Linked DNA regions of Homo sapiens: region 2 is linked to region 1. Evidence: chromatin loops called from intact Hi-C (ENCODE). Cell type or tissue: endothelial cell of umbilical vein. All regions are shown on one strand. Each heading gives the region's core, and the rest is flanking DNA. Links, peaks and the distances in the headings are about the cores only.

The links. A loop is a pair of places that touch in the nucleus more often than their neighbours do. Peaks named below come from ENCODE experiments on the same cell type or tissue, not always from the same donor. Only the 100,000 strongest peaks of a DNase experiment are listed, where the experiment ranks them.
Region 2: a loop joins it to region 1, with 4 times the contacts of the local background. A loop is called at or near these places in 32 of 110 quality-filtered maps.

What each region holds. Positions count from the first base shown.
Region 1 is chr22:46,083,392-46,093,679 of GRCh38, reverse strand. The region is part of intron 1 of LOC124905135 (collagen alpha-1(III) chain-like); the gene reads right to left. MIRLET7BHG (MIRLET7B host gene) reads right to left here and starts at 7,683. Exons shown (of 5, transcript NR_110479.1): 1 at 7,520-7,683. It overlaps LOC112268288 (a long non-coding RNA gene), which reads right to left and starts at 7,513. Exons shown (of 3, transcript XR_002958733.2): 1 at 1-7,513. MIR3619 (microRNA 3619) reads right to left here and starts at 2,636; the gene lies at 2,554-2,636. RefSeq lists enhancers at 5,099-5,708, 7,478-8,049, 7,148-8,347, 8,050-8,619, 8,620-9,191. In endothelial cell of umbilical vein, for the core only: no CTCF peak of the experiment used is centred there; DNase peaks (open chromatin) are centred at 4,869 and 5,569; H3K27ac peaks cover 2,767 bases.
Region 2 is chr22:45,994,698-46,003,254 of GRCh38, reverse strand. No RefSeq gene overlaps it. Among named protein-coding and RNA genes, the nearest start is that of WNT7B, 22 kb to the right of the region's middle. RefSeq lists enhancers at 2,052-2,221, 5,525-6,194, 7,158-8,076 and a silencer at 6,654-6,803. In endothelial cell of umbilical vein, for the core only: no CTCF peak of the experiment used is centred there; DNase peaks (open chromatin) are centred at 5,664 and 6,564; H3K27ac peaks cover 2,805 bases.

The sequences.
Region 1 (10,288 bases), core at 3,062-8,061:
AAGCAGGCCGGGTAAAGTGGTTCATGCCTGTAATCCCAGCACTTTGGGAGGCCACGGCGGGCGTATCACCTGAGGTCGGGAGTTCCGAGACCAGCGTGGCCAACACAGTGAAACCCCATCTCTACTAAAAATATAAAAATTAGCCAGGAGTGGTGGCGCACGTCTGTAATCCCAACTACTCAGGACGCCAAGGCAGGAGAATTGCTTGAACCCGGGAGGCGGCAGTATCAGTGAGCCAAGATCACGCCACCACATTCCAGCCTGGGCGACAGGGTGAGACTCTGTCTCCAAAAAAAAAGAAACCCAAGCAGTTGGGAGAGGTCAAAACACACGGCAAAGCTGCAGGAGGTCACATCCCCGAGTTTCCCTGAGTTTGCACAAACCAGGGCCATATCCCCATCTCAGCCACTTCTCTTGGGCCAAAATGGCTCCAGTAGGGACGTCTGATGGCTACCACGGCAGCTGGTGTGTTCAGAGCACAGGGGGAGTTCAAGTCTCCAAGGACACGGCATCTAGTGGGGGAGCTGTCACCCCTGGGAGAAGCACAGGCTCTTGAGCCACACACAGGTTGCACAGAATCTTCTAGGCTCTTCAGTCTTCAAGAAGCTGGCCTCTCCTCTCCGAGCCCCAGCTTCACATCCTAAAGGCAACTATTTACACCTACTCCGTGATCTGACGCCACAGTGAAGAGAAAATGAACAGACGTGAAATTCCCAGCGGCTTGCCCGGCACACAGTAGGTGCTCACACGAGGCAGCTGGCAACGACTGCTAACCACCAAGTTGGTTCTGGAAAAGCAAGCCACGGCCAGACACGTGGCCATTCACACACCCACCGGGAGCTTCTGTTCCATTAGGGTTTGTCACAAACACTGCTGGTATCTGTAACGGCAAAACGACGGGCCACCGGTTCTAGATGAGAGAACTGAGTCCTGCTTTCTTTATAGTATTGTTTCCAGGCATCATACTCCCAGCATTCTAACCATGTGCCCGAGGCTATACAAGGATGGATTCTGCCCCAAAAGCAGCAGCAAAGTTGCTCTCATCAGCCACGCCAGATGTGGGGGAAGCTGGCCTTGTAGCACCCCTGTGCACCCCAATCTCCAGAACACCCCTTCCTTCCCCTTCAATCGGCTCTGCTCCTTTTAAATGGAGGAAATAAAATGTGCCTGGCAGATGGCCGCCCCATGACCTCCTGAGCATTTTGCAAATGTCTCTCTTTTGGGGGAGAACATGTTGCGATAATTTAGCCAGGCTAGGGTCACTCTGGCCAGATGATAAGTTTTGTAACTTAAACATTTTCTGCCCATTGCACAAGGAATGGGTGCTCATTCAACAAAGTTCTGGAAAATTGAGAGAGAGAGAACGTGGCAGCAAATACTGACAACCCTGTGCCAGGCCTGGCTCGCAGGGGCTCCCGTGTGCGTGTGGACGTGGGCCGCCTCCACCTGCCCACAGAGGCTTCTCCCATTGTGAACGGCCACACGAGAGTCCGGCAGGTCATGTTATCACAACTCCTCAATTCAAACGCCCAACCCCAGGAGCACGGCTGGTGCGTCGAGCTTTCCACATTTAAAGAGGCACTGCATGAACATCTCTGCAATAAATCTCTCCTCTGTCCTCCAGGTGGGATCCCAGGTTGAAGCCCAGGAATGTTTTTATGCCTGAGGCAGCCAATTCCACACCTGAACCCTCAGAACCCTCTAGAGATCCACTACATGTCAGAAGTGGGGGTCAGAGAGACTGTGGGAAGCTGAGGCTCAGAGCCGGGGAGGGGCTGGCCCAAGATCACACGGCCGAGTGGGACCCAGGCCCTGCTCACTGGTCAGCCGTGAGCTTCCCAAGACGCACTTGAAAGGCCTTCCCCGAGCTGCCTCGGGCCCTCTGGACAAAGATGCCAGGCCCCAGGAGGATGTGTGGCATCTACACACTTGTTCATTGCACCCGAGAAGGTGGAACGTGGAAAGACGAGGCCATGGTAGCTTCGACGGTTCCTTCCGGAGGGACCAGATGGGCCAAGGACCCAGCTGCCATGAGGTGGCCGGAGAGAAGGCCCAGCAGCGTGAGGGCTTCCTGGAGGAAGAGGGCCCAGCAGCATATGAGGGCTTCCTGGAGGAAGAGGGCCCAGCAGCATATGAGGGCTTCTTGGAGGAAGAGGGCCCAGTAGCGTGTGAGGGCTTCCTGGAAGAAGAGGGCCCAACAGTGTGTGAGGGCCTCCTGGAGGAAGAGGGCCCAGCAGCCTGTGAGGGCTTCCTGGAGGAAGAGGGCCCAGCAGCGTGTGAGGGCTTCCTGGAGGAAGAGGATGTTCATGAGCTACGATGCAGAGGAGGGACTGTGCAGGAAATCTGTAAACTGAACCTAAATTCTCTGACCTAAATTAACAGAATGCACCACCACCCACCGGTGACACCTGACGGGTCAATGGGTCCCTGCCCTCCATACCCAGCAGTCTGAGAAGAAAAGGCTCCATGACCCTTCTGGGCCACCTCTGTTTGTTAATATTCCCCAGTGAAACCCCCAAGCAGTAGCCTTGGCTTCCCTGTAGCCTGGCGCACACAGCCGTCCTTACCCCACAGCAGGCAGGATGGTCCCCCACCACGGGCTGCACCAGCCTGCCTGCTGAGTGCAAAGATGCCGTTTTTGATGACGTGTGGCTTCACAACCTCTCGGATGAGTCCTGAAGTGGAACTTACTTAGTGGAGGTGGAAAAATAAACTTGCCGGGGCAATGCCACAGCTTGGTGGCTTCTGACGTGGCACTGAGCACAGGCAGGCAGGTCATGGCTTTCTCTTCTGATTCATTCACTCATAAAATATTTCCCAGAGGAACACTTCCCTGGCCCCAGACAGGCTACTACCAGGCCCCAGGCCCCACAGCAGGGCAATGGGTGAGTGGAGAGCAAGGAGGGCTTCCAGGAGGAGGTGACACTAGGCCATAGTCTACAGAGGTCGAAGATGGGGCCACGGAGGGGGTCAGGGCTGGCTGTTGAGGGTCTCAAGAGTCCCCTGAAGGGGAGACTGGAATTCAGCCAAGAGAAGTACAGGCACCCTGAAAGGCAGGAGACAGGGCAGGATGGGCAGAGGCCTGCTTCGCGACCACAGCCACCACCATTCCACCCGCATCCCTTGTTCTAAGGAGGGACAAGGGCCTCCCCAGCCCTTCCCACCAGAGGCCACTGAACCTGGCCGTGGTAGAGAGAAAGGCCTAGGGTTTGGGCCGGTGGCCAGGCTGGCTCAGACTCCACCGTTTAGAGGGCCACGTGAGGCTCGACCTTCCAGACCTGGGCTTCCTGGCCTGTAAGACAGGGCCGGTGATCCGTCAGGGTTCTGTGAGGTGGCCCCAATGACAGATGTCAGTGCCCAGCACATGGAGGAGCTGTGTCCCGTGCTGCGTCACCTGCCCAGGGACTGCCGAGGGCCTAGACCCAGGAGATAAGGCGGAGCTCGGGTGCTGGGCCCACCTGGTGGCCTCTGTTTTCCCCATGGCGGCTCTCCAGGGTGCAGGGCACTGGGAGGGAGGGGGCAGGGAGCCGCCAGGAGCCGCCTGCCCGGCCGTAAATCACCAGCCACGCTTAATAATCATGTGGGTACTTAAGCTCCTCCGTCTTCTCTTCCCCTTTCCCTGGGGAAATTTCCTTCATTTCCTACCTTATCCCAGTCTCCCCGAATATCTAAATCAAGCCCTGGCCAGGACCGCGGCGGCCGCTCTGTGCCGACGCCCTCGGCCTACTTTCATCGGGATGGTGGGGTGGGGGGCGCAAAGGCAGGGGGTGCAAAGGCCGTGGCCACCCAGATGCGGCCACTCGAACCAAGGTTTCATTCCTTCCCAGGACAGAAAACTGAAAATGCCACCAAGCCCGCCCTTTGAGCCACAGTGACAATGTCCCCTATCACTGGGACCAGTCAGCAAAGCCAGGTTGCCTCGGGCAGGAGGCAGGGGCAGAAGCTGAGTGGGGAATTGACTCGGCCTCTTGACTGAGATGGAGGAAGAGGAAACGCCAACTCTCAGGCTACCTGGGCCACCAGGGCAGGGTGGCTGTCACCCAAGAGCCTGCCAGCAGCCCCTCCAGGTGGGCCTGACCACAGTCAGCCTGGCCCTGCTCTCCCATCATGGAGCTGGGCTCTCTGGGACGTGTGGTCTGCCTTGATCATGACAAGGATGCGGGGTGGGCGCAGTTCCGGTGCTGTCTCCTGCCATTTATCCAGCTTTGATCCCGCCTCTCGTCTCGTCTAACTCTCACCCTGACCAGGAGATCAAGGTTACTAGCCGCATTTTACAGATGAGGATACCGAGGCTGGGGGAGGCTAAGCAAGCTGCCCACCCCACTGGGCCATTCACTCCCTGCTGCCAAGAAGGTCTTCCACCTCCCGGGCTCTGTTCATCTGTGAGCTGGAAACGTGTTCCCAGGCCATCACCAGCACCCACAGGGCCCAGGGGAGGCCAACGCGCACCACCACCCCAGGCAGCAGGAGCTGGAAGGTCCCACGGGGAGAGCCATGCTGGCCACTGGCAGGCCAGGCAAAAGGCCCCAGTACCATCACCACCTCCCCGCTGAAGCCTCCCAACTCCCAAGAGCTGGAGGAGGAAGACACCACCAGGACGTAGTCTGGGCTGGGGCCACCTTGCTGCCGACCCTAACAGCCCAGCACCCCCAGGTCCAGCCCGGCGAGCTCTTCTCGTAACTCAGCCACGTGGTGGTGGAGGCACCTTCCCAGGCCTCCCTAGGCTCCCGGGGGATGAGTCGGCCAGGTTTTTAAAAGCTGGATCTCATTTTCTGCCCACATTTCTGACCTCCGGAAACCTCTTGGGGAGTTTTCCAGAGCCCTTCGGATTCCGGCGCAGGCACACTTCCTGCCTCCGCTCACTGTGTTCACAGCCAGGTCACTGGGTGCCAAGCAGATGCCAAGGCGGACCGGCGGGTATCGCTGCCCAGGCTTCTGGCTACACCTTCCATGCTGCATGTCCGTGGGCTCTGGCTGGCTCTTGGCCCCTCAAACAATCATCTCTGGTCAAATTCCATGACTCTTTCCCTAGAAAAAAAAAACCCTCTTTGAAAGCAAACAAAAATCCCAGTTCTGAGAACCCGGCAGCAACAGTGTACTGTGGCTTCATTTTCTCTTTGTCTTTCTTTCTCGGCATTGCAAGGAACTCAAGAAATAGATGGAGCTTTTCATTTTACAGATGGGTAAACTGAGACCCGGAGAGAGGAAGGGGCTTATTCAAGTGCCCACCAGTGATTCTACGGCCCAGCCAGGATGGGAGCCCAGTGCCCTGACTCAGATCCAGGGCTGAGTCCACGACACCAGGACCCAGCAGCAGCTGGCCTTCGATAAGAAAGGACAGGGGAGCAGCCACGGTGCCGGGCATCAGGCACCACCGGTGGGTGCTGGCCAGGGCGGGCGGGGCCCAGACCGCTGGGTTCCCTGGCACGGAACGGCTGGTGCTCGGTAAATGTGGGAAGAAACCCCCAGGGGAAGCCTTGAACTGCAGGGGCAGAGCTCAGGGAAAGCAGGCCGGCTCTAATGGAAACCAGTCAGCGGGCCAAATGCAGGAGGAGCCCCCCCCACCGTGGTTTCCATGGGGACGGAGCCCGGGAGGCGGAGCTCTGGCATGGCTGCTGCAGCAGATGTGGCCTGTACAGGGCCGGCACGGGGCGGTGCCTGGCAGTGGGGCCCTGGGACGTGGCAGGTCCGAGGGCTGGACGCAGGGGCCCTGCAGCTGCAGCCCTGGAGGTCAGCTGTGGGAAGGAGCGGGGGCTGCGGGGCTGCCACCTCTGGAAGGCTTCCTGGCATCCTAGGATGCTCCGGCTAACTTCTCAGCCCCGCCTGGTACTGGCCTCTGTCTGGTCTCCGTCTGGTGCCCGTGTTTGCTGAGGACATGCAGCCTGCCTCTCAGTGAGGCCGCCATGCCTGTGGGCCAGGCGCAGGCAGTGCAGGGCTTAGACCTTGGGTCTAGGGCTCCAGCCCCTCTGGCCAAGGCCCCGGTGCTCCACCAGGTCTGCTGGATCCCGTCACTCGACGGCATTCTCAGGCCTCTTCCCGTGGCCGTCCTGGGGCCTGGCACATGATGAGTTCCATAACCTCTCTGAGCCAGTGCTCTGCAGAATGAAGTGGGCTCAGAACTGCTCTGAAACACGAGAAAACCCGTGGACTCAGGGCCATGAGCGCCACAGCGCTCAGAGATGATTGGTCATCCATGAACGTGAACCATGCCGACAGATGGGGTGGGGTCTCCAGAAGGTTCTTGTGCCCCGTGACCTGATGTGGTCCCCGTCTGCCCATGCAGGGCTGGTGTCTTGTGAGCCCATCCTGGTCTGGCACACGGCATCTGGGTGTACAGTCTCATACGTTCCCACCTCTGGGCCGTAGGAACACCAAGAACGAGGATGACCACAGCTCCCTCCTTGCCACCGCCTGCTGCCACACTGCGTGCAGTCTCACACCTGCCAGCACACCAGCCTGGGCACAGAGCCCGAGAGTGGCAGGGTGCCCTGGAGCCCCATACAGCCCAAACCAGCATGCGCTGAATGCTGGCCACTCAGCCAGAGAGGACTCAGGGCCTCAGAGCCAGAGTGACCCATGACCCCAGGACAATTCCGGCTCTCCCCGGGGCAAAAGAACTCCAAGCCGACGGAATGGTCCTTCCTAGTGCTGGGTGTCTGGAGAGAACCAGACAAGGCCAGCATCCAAGAGAGGCTGAAGATCTGAAGATAAACAGGGATCCTGTGTGGTTCTGTGCAGGCACAGTCGTGGGGAGGACCTGGGTTAGGGAGAAGGCTCTGGTACCTGCTGGCCCCGTGACTCTGGGGAGATCCCTCGGCCTCTCTGAACCTTGGCCTCCTCATATAGAAAACCGTTAGCACCCACACGTCACTAGACTGGAACTTCCACCCAGACAGGGACGCTGTCTGTCCTGCTTACTCCACATTCTGGCCTGAGAACAGCACTGCTACGTGCTGGCTCCAAATGGATGTGGCAGGGAAATGGAACTGGCAGATTAAATTTAAAAATGGATGTTTATCAAAATGGATGGAAAGCACCTGGCCTGGGGTCTGGCACTTAGTATGTGCTCAACAAAGCTCAACACCCCTTGCCATGTGGGGCTGAGTCTAACATCCAACATGCACTGGCACTGCCCTGGGGGTGCCAAATGCGGCCCCCAGCTTTCTCCCCTGGACCAAGGCAGGGGATCTCCACCACCCAGGGTTCCCCGCTGCTCCTGCCCTGCTGGCCCCCGTCGCCCTGGCAGACGGAAATGCTGCAGCGGCCTCATCTTTCCCTCCACGGCTCCTGGCCGAGGCTGTGGCCGCCGTGGGCCGGCGTGGCCCCAGAGAGCCCATTTGCAAGCTGCTTCCATAGCGCAGATGCCTCGGGCAGAGCCCAGTGGGTTTGAGTCATTTGAGTCCATCACAGGAGAGACCTCACCCCTGCTGCTGGAGACCCAGTATGGAGGCCCGAGCCCCCTGCGGCTCACCCACCAGGTGCTGGGAGTCTCCACAGGTGCAGGCATTGGGCAACTTACTATCTCAAGCTGAAGGCGCCGTCTCCACGCCGCCCAGGCTTCCAAATGCGGCCACACGGACTTTGAAGGGCGTCCGCTGCAGGGTCACAGGCGCCAGTGTCTGCTCGTCTGGACCTCGAAGCACCAGGCCCAGGAGGAGTCCTCCTCTCATCGAGTTGAAAGAAGCCGCACAGGCGGGAGGCCTGGCAGGGTGGGATCCCTCCACCCACGTCTGGGCCGGAAGCGTGGGCACACCCACTCCAGGAATCCTAGGGCGGGGTCAGGCTCCCAGGAAATGGGGCCAGAGGTTCCCTTGCAGGCACTGGCGCAACCCGGCTGCCTTCCCGGTCCCCACCTCCTGTGGATTCCTTCTGGGGTTTTGCCGGAATGGCTGGCCCAGCCCACACCCTGAATCCAGCCCTCATTGAAGCTCGGAAACCCAGAGACTCATACCAGCCGATGCCAGGACCCTTCTCCAGGACCACCCGAAACTGCCACTCACCCGGTGCCACCCTGGCATCTGGGTGAGTGCTGGGTAATGCCATCCTGTTAAGGTCATGGGAAGGCAGTGGGTAGGGTTTGAAATGGGCTGAGACAGGCCCACCACAGAGCCTGGGCCTCCCGTCCCCTCTTACTAGGCCAAGGCAAGGGAAACACCAACGAACCAGGGGCTCCCCAGACCAGGATCTCATGCAGTGCCTCCAACCATCTACTGAGGCGGAGGCTGGAAGCCCCATTTTAAAGACAGAAGCTGGGACCTTGTAGTAAGAACCGTTTTTATCACGGTCTCTTTTGTCTGAAGGTGTGCTGGGCGTTACGCCGTCTCATCAAACCCCAGGCCCTGCTATGTTCCCTATTAGGAAATAAGGCCACTAAACCTCCCCGTGCCCTGGCACGCAGGTGCACGTGTGTGCATGTGGGCAGACAAACAGACCTGCCCGGGAAGGCCTGGCCAGCTGGCCGCTTCTTGGAGAAAGGCCGCTAGCACGCTGACCGGCCGACAGAGGCCTTCTGGGCCACTCCCTCCCTCGGCCCGCCTTCCCGGTCCTGTTCTGGGCCTGCCCACGCCGCCATTTCCTCTCCGGGGCCCGCAGGCCTCACTTCCACTCCTCCCAGTCTGCAAATGGCCGGCGCCCAGAACCGCCTGTCCACATAAGGAGGCAGCAGCGCGTCTGGCCAAGGCCCAGCATGCAGGCCACTCAGCCAGAGCCTCCCTCAGCAGTGCTGAGCACCTACGAGAAGCCCACGCCTGGATGCCCAGTCCACCCGCTGCCAGCTTTGGCTAGCCCTGGACTGGGGAAAACCACCCTTCTTCCCACGGGCATCCCTGGGGTGGTGGAGAGCCCATGGCACAGTCATCCCCAGGTGTGGTCTGAGGACTGTGTGGCCCACTCCGACCAATGCACCTCCAAACACCAGCTCACCTCTTTGGAAACTGCCGACCTACCAGGAACCTCACGCAATGGAGAAATAAGAGGACACCTATGCACACGTGCAAACATTACACGCACACACCTCTGCACCTCTGCGTACCAACATGCTGTCCACACCCGGGGCACCACGCACACGCGTGCCGCAACACGCGTCGGTGAATGCTATGGCAGCACATGGGCTTTGAAGGATGGCAGGGCTGGGTTCAAGCCCTGGCCCAACACTTATCAGCTGGTTGAATCTTGGGGAACCCACTTAGCCTCTCAGAGGTTCGCTGCTTCCCCTGGTGGAATGGAGGTAATGAAAATGCCCCCTTGCAGGCATAGTCTGAGCCTTAGAAATAAGGCAAGGAAGCAATAGCATTTATGGGGTGCTCACCATGAACCCAGCTTTCCATGTGTTCAGAAAGTTGACACTTACTGCCTCCATTTTACAGATAAGGAAATGAGGCCGGAGAGGTGAAATGACTTGCCCTTGATCAACACGGCCTGGAAACAAAGACGACCCCATCTGAACCGAGACCTTGGGTCCCAGAGCCGGTGCTTTTCTGAAAGCAGGAGCCCCGGTACACAGCGGGCACCTGTGAACAGCAGCAGAGAGTGCTGTTGCTACTATTACCACCATCGCCATGCCCACCGCTGCTTAGAGGCTCTGCGGCCCAGAGGCTGGGGCCTTTTCACTTTGCCTCATCTTTCAGAGCGCCCAGACCAGGGCCATATTCCTCTTGCTAAGGAGGCGGGAGTCAATAGGCTAAAAGACCAGAACTGGAAGGGATGATGTCGTTAAAACCACCAGACAGCAGAGCTGGCTCCCAAGCGGCTCTGGCAAATTTCATCAACTTTTTACTTTTCTTATGATTTGCTAACATCTCCACCAACAGGTACATCCCTTAAAATAAACAAGCCACAACAAAGCACTTCTACGAACAAATGGATGTGGCGGCTGGAGCTCGCAGGAGGCAACACAGGGGGCGCGCCCTTCCCTCCTCCCGGCCACTGCCACTGAGGCAGGAACGTGGGAACGTGGTCTCAGCCGGTGAGAAACTGCAGAGCCTGAATCCAGAATTTAGAAACACAGAGGCAAACACTTACACGTATGGGAAAAGAAAAAAGCCTCCACTGATGGCCTCATAATATGAGCATATTTGCAAAATAAACAGTTATCATCATTTGCAAATTATTGTGGCTGTAAAAACTGCTCTGCCCTCAAGGAGGCTGATACAAACCAATAAATTCTGCACTTTGTTATCTTGGTGAGATAATTTTTTTTTAAGTTTATGGCTACTCTATGTATTTTACCTGCTGAGTTTTTTTGTGGGTGGTGTTTGGATTTAAATGTATCTTTAGACCATCCTAAATA
Region 2 (8,557 bases), core at 2,546-7,545, 90 kb after region 1:
GCGACAACAGGGTGAGCTCTGCTCACATGGGTCCTGATGCAGATAGGGGGTGTCTGGGCCCCTGTCACCCCTGTGGAGTCTTCCTCGCCTTCCTCTGGGCGGGTCTTCTCAGGTCCAGCTCAAGGGCATCTGGGAGGGGAGGTGGCCTGAAAGCTCGGAGGCCCTGCAAAGCTGGCTGCAGTTAGGAAAGCCACTAAGTCATTATTTTGGGGTTAAATCAGAACTAATCTACCCAAGCCAATGGCTGGGTCCCCTGAAGGGAGGACACTCATGACTCAGCTGCTTGAGCCTGGGGAAGTGGTGTCCCTGAGATCCAGGAATGTGAGGGAGGATGACACCATCCACCAGGCCTGGCCCAGCGGGAGCAGCTAGTGTGGCTGCCTCTCGCTGTGCCCACCCCACCCTCAGCATCTGGCTTTGTCCACCTCTGGCCAAGGCCCACTCTGTTTGGGCTGCACTGTTGCCCGGAAGCCCTCCATGCCCCAGCGAGAGTCTCCCTCCCTGGCCTCTGTCCCTCCATTTCTCCATCAGTGGCCACCAGGGCAGTTTTCTTTTTCTTTTCTTTTTTTTTTTTTTGAGACGGAGTCTCACTCGCCCAGGCCGAAGTGCGGTGGCACGATCTCGGCTCACTGCAACCTCCGCCTGCCGGGTTCAAGCAATTCTCCTGCCTCAGCCTCCTGAGTAGCTGAGACTACAAGCACGCGCCACCATGCCCGGCTAATTATTTGTACTTTTAGTAGAGATGGGGTTTCACCATGCTGGTCAGGCTGGTCTCGAACTCCTGACCTCGTGATCTGCCTGCTTCAGCCTCCCAAAGTGCTGGGATTACAGGCGTGAGCCACCGCAACCAGCCCACCAGGGCAGTTTTCTTAAAAGGGGACCCTGCCTGGTTATGGTAATGGCTCTCCTGCTGGCCCTGGGGGCGGTTCAAGCCTTCAGGGCAACTCTCAAGGCTTCCAAAGCACACCCCCACCCCTCGTTCCTCCCCCCACTGCTCCTTCCCCTTTGACGCCCCCTGCTCTGCTAGGCTGGGGATGTAGGGTCTGAATGTGCCATCTGGACCCACCAACCCCTCACCCAGGCTGTGCACCGGAGAGACCTCACTGTGGGACACAGGAGCCAGGGTGGGCAAGGGGGTAGGGGGCTGCTGCCGTCACCACTGAGGAGTACAGCCCCACCCTTGGCCTTGAGCAGCCCCCAGTCCTGCGTGTGGGGCCGCCAGGCTGCAGGGGGCCTGGACCCATGGCGGTGGCTGTTGATTCAGCTGTCTGGTTGGCGCCAGCTCCCCTGCTGGGGCCGAGTCTTTCTGGAGTTAGACCCTGCAGCCCTGTCCCCACTGAGCCAGCACGAGGGCAGTGACCGTCTCAAAGCAGCTCTTCTCCATGGAAGTCTTAAGGGGCCCCTTGGCCGGAGTCCCACGAGTGACAGCTGGCAGCCCTCTTGGCTCCCTGGGGGAAGCAGATAGTGTGGCCCCTTAATTTGGGCCACTTGAGGAGCGTTTAAAAACAGGACAAAGGCGTGGGCCCAGCTCAGGAAAAGCTAGGAGGGAAGGAGCCGTTCTCTGGGGCTGGTGGCCAAACGGGGAGGTAGCTGCAGCCACTGGTGGCAGGGACCCTTAGGCCTCCTGCCAGTGCCTCGCGCCGGCAGAGGCCACGGACAGGTCCCAGCACAGGGAGCTGGCAAACGTGCCCACAGGGTCGGCCTCTGGGCCAGCTGGAGCAGGTGCAGTGAGGGGCTGGGAAGGCATAGAGAAAAGCGGCAGCGGGGCTCTGAAGATGCAAGCCTGGTGGCTGGAGCATGTTCCAGTGAGGGACAGGCAAAGCTGCCAGGGCAAAGGGCGGATTTCCTGATACAGGAGTGGAGGATGCTGTGGAAGGGCTGGATCTCCCATCCAAGGCGTCTCCTAGAGCCACACCATGCCCCATCCAGGGTGGTGCTAATGCTTCTCCCCTGGGTCAACTGGGCCTGTGACCACCCCGTGAGTGGGTGGTGGAGGTGCCATGTGAGCACTGGGCTGGGCTGGGAAAGCCCCTGCATCTGCCTGGCTCTCCAGGGGTGCTGGCTGGTGGAGCTCAGATGATACCAAGTGAGGAAACCTTGATTCTGGCCCAGCCCTGGAGCTCCCTCTAGCTGAGGCCCCCACTGGGGGGAACAGAAACCAGGCACTCCCACTATGACCCATGGAGCATAAGAAAGTGGCTGTTGTCAGTGTCTATGTTTTGGGGTAACTGGAGAAGCCCCAAGGCTTCCCTGGTCTCCCCTGAACACTCTTGCACCTTCTGGCCCACGTGGCTCGGGGCTCTAGAGGCCACAGCAGGTCAAACGAATGCCACCATCTGTGCTCACTCCAGGGGACCCCCGTGTCCTTGGCCTGGATCCACCTGCATCCAGGCTTGGCCTGTATGGAGCCATCATCTGCCCAGGGTGGAAGGGGCAGGAGACATCGAGGGGTAGGGTGGGGTGGAGGAACTTTCTCTTACAGCCACGTGAGAGGCCTGGTCTGCCCAGCGGGGTCCTGAGCTGTTGGTTCTCCAGGCACCTTCAGAGCCACTGGGTTGGGGGTTGGCCAGACTGAAAAGACTGGATGCTCAGGGCTGTGCTCCCTCCGCACCTGCCCTACCTGCAGGGAGGCAGGAGCCCAGCTGGCCAGTGGTTGGGTGAGGACAGAGGTGAGGGTGCTAGGAGCAGCCACTAGACACAAAACCAAGTCCCTCAGCACAGGCCCCTCATCTGGGAGGCACCTGGATGGGAGGACAGGTCCGGCCAAAGAGGTGCACACATGTGGGGCTGAGGAATGGGGTCCCTGCACAAAGCCGGCGTCTGCATCATGGGCAGACAGACCACCATGTCCTCATGAAGTGCTGGCTTCTTTCCTTCCACCTCCTCATTTATAGGGTTGGAAGAGTGACAGCTGAGACCCCAACCTCAAGTGCCCAGGCTGTTGTGAGGACGAAGCAGGGGGCTGTCACAGGTACGGGCTGAGGGCCTGGCAGGTAGGGGCTGTTTCACCTGGAAGCCCCAGAGCCCGGGAGAGTGCAATGCTCCGAACATGTACAGGATGGGAAGGAATTCCACACGCTCTTTTCCTGTGCCATCCCCAGTCCGCCATGGAAGGGAAGCATCAGGAGTAGGATGTGGTGCCTTTTAATTGTACCCATAGAATAGTAATTTGTGTAAACTGCCCCTTTCCCTTTTTGCCTCTGCCACTGGGAAGCTTGGAGCCAAAGCCGTGGGCCTATCTCTGCCTCCACTTAGACCTACCTTCTCTCCCCGTTCCCTTGGTCTTTCACCTCTACTTTTAAATACATGTTCTGATGTTCTGCGGCATCTTTGCTGCACCCCCAAATCCCTTCTGGACAAGGCGACCCCTGGCTCCTTCCTTTGAGCTCCTTGGTTTCTACAACCCTTAAGATGCCCCCACCCCACAGTGGCGAATTTCACTCTCTGGGAAGCGCGGCAGCAGGTGCCTGGGACGCGCCCACCGGAGCCTGGGCTTTGAATCCCTGTCCCCTACTCCACGCAGTGTCAATGTCGCCTGGCCGCCTGCACGTCTGTTTCCTTTGTGCTCAATGCATTTTCTAAGGCAGGTGCCAGGTGGTAGCTGTCAGTGTCATTTCTATTTCTGCTGTTGATTTGCTTGTCTGCTTCTCCAACTGCCTGGCCCCCAGGCTCCTGAGCTCAGCAGGCAGGGAGTGCATACAGAACATCCCCCCACCTCTGAGCTGTCCCCTGTCATTGGACAATGCCCCTAGATGGCACCTCAGGCCTCTGCGGGAGTCTGGGGGCTGTGGGAGTCTGGGGGCTGGTGGAGGCTGTCAGGAGAGGCTGCCCGGAGGAGGTGGTGAGACCTGAGGGCTGAGTAGGGTTAGCCAGGGCAAGGAAGGCAGGGGAGAGCAGATGGAAAGGTGGCTGTGAGGAGCAGTTTGGCCAGGTGTGTGGACAGCCCCTCTGAAGCCAAAGAGTCTAGAAGGTCCTTTGAACCTGGCCCTGTGAGCCTGTGCCGATCGGGCAGAGGGGCCCACATGACAAAGGCACGAGGCATGGCTCCCATGTGCCTGAGGAGGGGGAACAGGGGAGAAATAAGACCCAGAGGCTCAAGTGTGCTGTGCTGAAGAGCAAGGCCTTCAGGGAGGCGACAGGGAGCCACAGAAGGTTATGGGGGGGAGGGTGCACAGCAGGCTCTCTGATGCTTACATTGAACACACAGTTCCAATTTGATTATTTACTTGAACCCAATGACTCCTCTGGCAGTGGGCTTGGCTGTCCTTGCCTGGTGAAGGGATGTGACTTTCTCCCCAAGGTTGCACCTCCTCCAGCCCCAGGCAGCTGCACGGTCAAGGGCAGTACCCAGCAAGGGACGATGGAGATGCCGGCCAGCGTCTGAGGTTAAAGTATACTTTGAAAAGCGTGGCTAACGTTTGAAGGAAAACAGCAAAAGAAGAGTCTAGAAACCAGATCCCTGGCCAACAGGAGTCTACGTTCCAAACAATGTCCCTGAGGAGACAAAGAGCCAGGGCCCCTGGGGGGGCACTGCTGCCAGCCCTGGGGAAGGGACCAGGCTAAGAGGGCTCTCAGATCCTCAGGACAGGAGAGGGTGGGCTCTGCGGGCCGGGCAGGGCTGGCCTGTGCCCACTGCCTGGGGGAACTCAGCCAGCGGGAGCTGTGCACAGGTGCACAGCTGGGCCCTGGTGAGGGGTGGGGATGAGGAGCGGCAGGTCCAGGAGTGGCCGCAGGAGCAGTGACCCAGGCGTTGGGTGATCCAGAGGGACTTGGCCCATTAAGGGGACTTGGCAGCCGTGCCAGCCTGGAACAAGAGCCCGCAGAGGACACCTGCCTGGACAGATGGCGTCCAAGGCGGGCACTCCAACAGGGATGCTGTGAATGTCAGGTGCCACCGGGCACTGAACTGACTCAGTTTTCACACCTGAACAGGATCATACACATTCAGCTGTGGACAATTGAATCCATTTCCCGCCTCTGAGGCTTCACCATCTTTCCTCAAAGGATGAGGGAAGTGTCCGGTGACCCTGGCTTCGAGAGTTGGGGTTGGGGAGGGGTAGGAGGCACAGGGTGGTGGGTTGGGACTGTAGAGTCAGGCTCAGGGCTCAGCTCAGGGCAGGTGCCGTTGGGACCAGGGAACCATTACAGGTTCCCAGGTTTGACCTCTGCATCCCCCCAGTCCCTGCCCCTGAGGTCTGGGGTCCAGATTCCCACAGGGCCAGTAGCTGAACTCTTTTTCTTTGGGGAGGAGGAGGCAACCAGGCCTGGAGTCACTTCCCTTGTAAACTAGGCTTTGGCTTTTCTCTCTTCCCCTCCCTCTGGGCGGAGAGGTGGCCGACATCTAGTCAGGGCAACTGTGGGTCAGTCACCCACAAGCTGGAAAACCAGATGGTCCTGAGAGTCTACAGGGGACTGGGCTGAGTTGGGTGGGTGGAAGGACAGGGAGGGTTCTGGCCAGCGTTGGGGGGGCCCGTGCTGGAGGCAGGGCGGGTCTCCATGCCCAGCCTCTGTCCCCCAGGTTCCAGTGGTGGAGGGGGTGGGGCAAGTGGAGACAGCGGAGGGCGGGGGTTAGGGGGGCCCTGGCTTCCTCCAGCAGGCTCCGCCTGCCCCAGCAGCTGCTGCTTCCGCCGCTGGCCTGGCAGACAATGCGCTGGCGGGGAACAGTGGCCCGGGGCCAGGGCTGTCCATCCCCCCCAGCTACACAGGAAGACAGAACTCAGAAGACCAGTGTGTCCTGAAGTGAACTCGCTGCCCAGGCGCTGTGATTTAGGGCTGTAGATTCCCAGAGGAGATGCCTCCAGTTTGAGTCAAACTGGTTTCTTTCAGGCTTAAAATGGCAGGGCCCTGGGACCCCGTTGGGGAGGGGGTCGAGTTGGGAGGGATGGCCCTGGGAAAATCTCTACCTCATCTCTCCCTTCTCCTGCAGCCCTTGCCCTCGGGCTGTGTGGGTGGCACCTCAGCCCTCCTGCCACAGGGCCTTTGCACGGCTGGGCCCCTGCCTGCAGTGCCCTCTCTTGAGGTCCCTCAAGCCTGCTGCATCTGGGTCTCAGTCCAGAGGCCTCCCGTGGCCTGCCTGCCTCTCCATCCTTGCCTTAGAGCCCTTCCTGTCCCCTCTCCCCAGACATGGGCCCTGACCTGTGCTATGATTTCCTGTCTGGGTCCTGAGGTCCCCTCAGTCATTCTTGTTCCTCCTCTCCTGCCTACTCCCCCTCCTGGCACTCTCCCCTGAACCCTCAGGGCTCAGCTCCTGTGGTCCCTGGGCACCCTTTCTCCCAGGCCCTGCCTACCCACGTGGCGTGGGCCCCTCCATCGCCTGCACACCCCTCCATCGCCTGCACGCCCCTCCATCACCCATCGCAACGTGCCTGTGTGCTTGCCCGTCTCCCTGGCCCTGGAAATACTCCGGACGGGCGGGGCCGCTGCAGGAGCCCACCCCGATGCCAGACCTGGGCCAAGAGAAGAGGCAGGCTCTGCAGAGAGGTCCTGGGCAGGCAGCATGGACCTGGGCTTCCCCTTCCTCAGCATAGACCACAGCCGGCCACCAGGCCGTGGAGCAGGAGGGCGGCCCCACTGAGCTCCACAAAGCGGAACCGGCCCTCTGAGTCAGCGCAGGGAGCAGAGACCAGAGTCAAGCAGCCCTCCCTGGATGGGGGCGGCCTGGAGCTCTCCTCCCTGGACTGGGATGGCCTGGAGGTCCCCTCCCTGGACCGGAGCACCCTGGAGGTCCCCTCCTTGGACCGGGGCACCCTGGAGGTCCCTTCCCTGGACCGGGGCACCCTGGAGGTCCTGGTGCCTGCCCTGGCCCCACTGCCATAGGCCAGGACTCAGCTCTGTCCCAGGCCTCAGGCCCAGCCCTGCCTGCTGCTGACCTCCTTTTGACCCAAGTGTCACCCCCGGGGCGTTACGTGGAACTTACCCTGGGCCCGCAGGTGGTTCCCAGGGCCCAGCTATCCCCTCCTCGCCTCTCAGACTCAGCCAAGTGGCATCGCCTCAGGGAAGCCCTCCCTGATCTGCCTTCGGCGCTCCCTGTTGCATCAGGTGCCTTCCAGCTTGGAGGAGGGTGGTCTGTCTGTCTGTCTGTCTGGCCGACCGGTCTGTCTCTCCCGCTAGACTCTGAGCTTGATTTAGCAATTCATGGACTGAGGGGGACTGCTACACTTTGGTGCTGATTTTGGTAACTTCAGAGCCTCTCAGCCCAGGCCTGGCACATAAGGCCCGCAGGGAGCTGCTTGTTGGTTGACACTCATGGAATGAGTGAACTCTGGAGCCTTCCTTGAGGCATCGAGCTCGCCCCTGCCTGCTGGCCCACCGCTCCCTCGCCCTGGCCACTCATGGTGCGGGGCTGTGGCTTCCGGAGCCCTCTCCCTCCTGAGCGTGAGCTCCCGGGGGGGAAGAGAACAGGGTGGGAATCAGCCGTGAGAAGGAACGGAGCACAGTGCGGCACCGACTCACTGTCACTGATGCTGTGACAGCAACCACAGTGAAGAATCACACAGCCGGAGAGAGCAGGGGAGGGCGTGGAGAGATTGGAGCCTGTGCACACGCTTGCTGGTGGGAAGGTGAAATGGTGCAGCCACTGTGGACACCGAAGAGAGAGCCAGAGCCACCATGGCATGGACAGGAACAGGTCCCCTCCTGCGTGTAAGTCGGGAGAAGCGGCCACAGGGACACACCAGACACTTGCACCCTGAGGTTCCTCACCGCTCACAGAAGCTGAGGAGAAACAGTCCCGGCGTGCACCCAGGGGGATGGAGGAACAGAACAGGGCCTGTCCACACCTCCTCTCTCGCCACCTCGGGGCTGGGCCTGGCTGCTGCGGTGTGCTGTGTGTCCTGGGCGGCCAAGGGGGTGCTTCTGGGACCTGCAGACCCCTCAGCCCCCTGGGGACTGCAGATTCAAAAACTCACCCTACTTCTCATGGGGACAGCAAAGGCCCCAGACACCATGTCCCCACCTGGCCTCAGTCTCCCCACATGGGATAGAGGTGCAGCCAAGTGTCCCCCGGTCCTACCGGGCCCTCCTTGAAGCCCCCCAGGCAGGCAGTACTACGGAGGGGCGAGGGACTTGCCAGAGTCATACGGCCTAGTGGCTTGGAAGCTGGGTCTTTGGGAATCCAGATCCCGCACTCTCCTGCCCTGTGTCTCCCACGGGCGGGACAGACTCCCCTTGTCCCAGGAGTCTCGGCTCCCATGCCAAGGCCTGGCACAAACCAGGTCCTTTCCCTGCCCTTGAGCGCCCTCTGGTGGGCATGCTGGGCATTGTCAGGGATGAGGCGGAGGAACCAGAGCCGACCCCAAGGTTAAGGACAGGGTGAAGGGCCAGAGGCCAGGGACTGGCTGGGGATGAAGAGCTACGTGAATCCTGGGGGCCTGGGGGAAAGACCTCCAGTTTCTCAGGAGGCGCTGGTGTCACTGCCCCATCGTGCAGTGGATCCTGGGACCGGGAGGCCCCGCGTTCAGGCTCGATCTTCGGGGTCTGGTCAGGAGGTGGAAATGGGGTCGGCGGGGTCCCAGGAAGGAGCTTTTGTGCCCCGAGGCCCTGGATATCACCAGCCTCA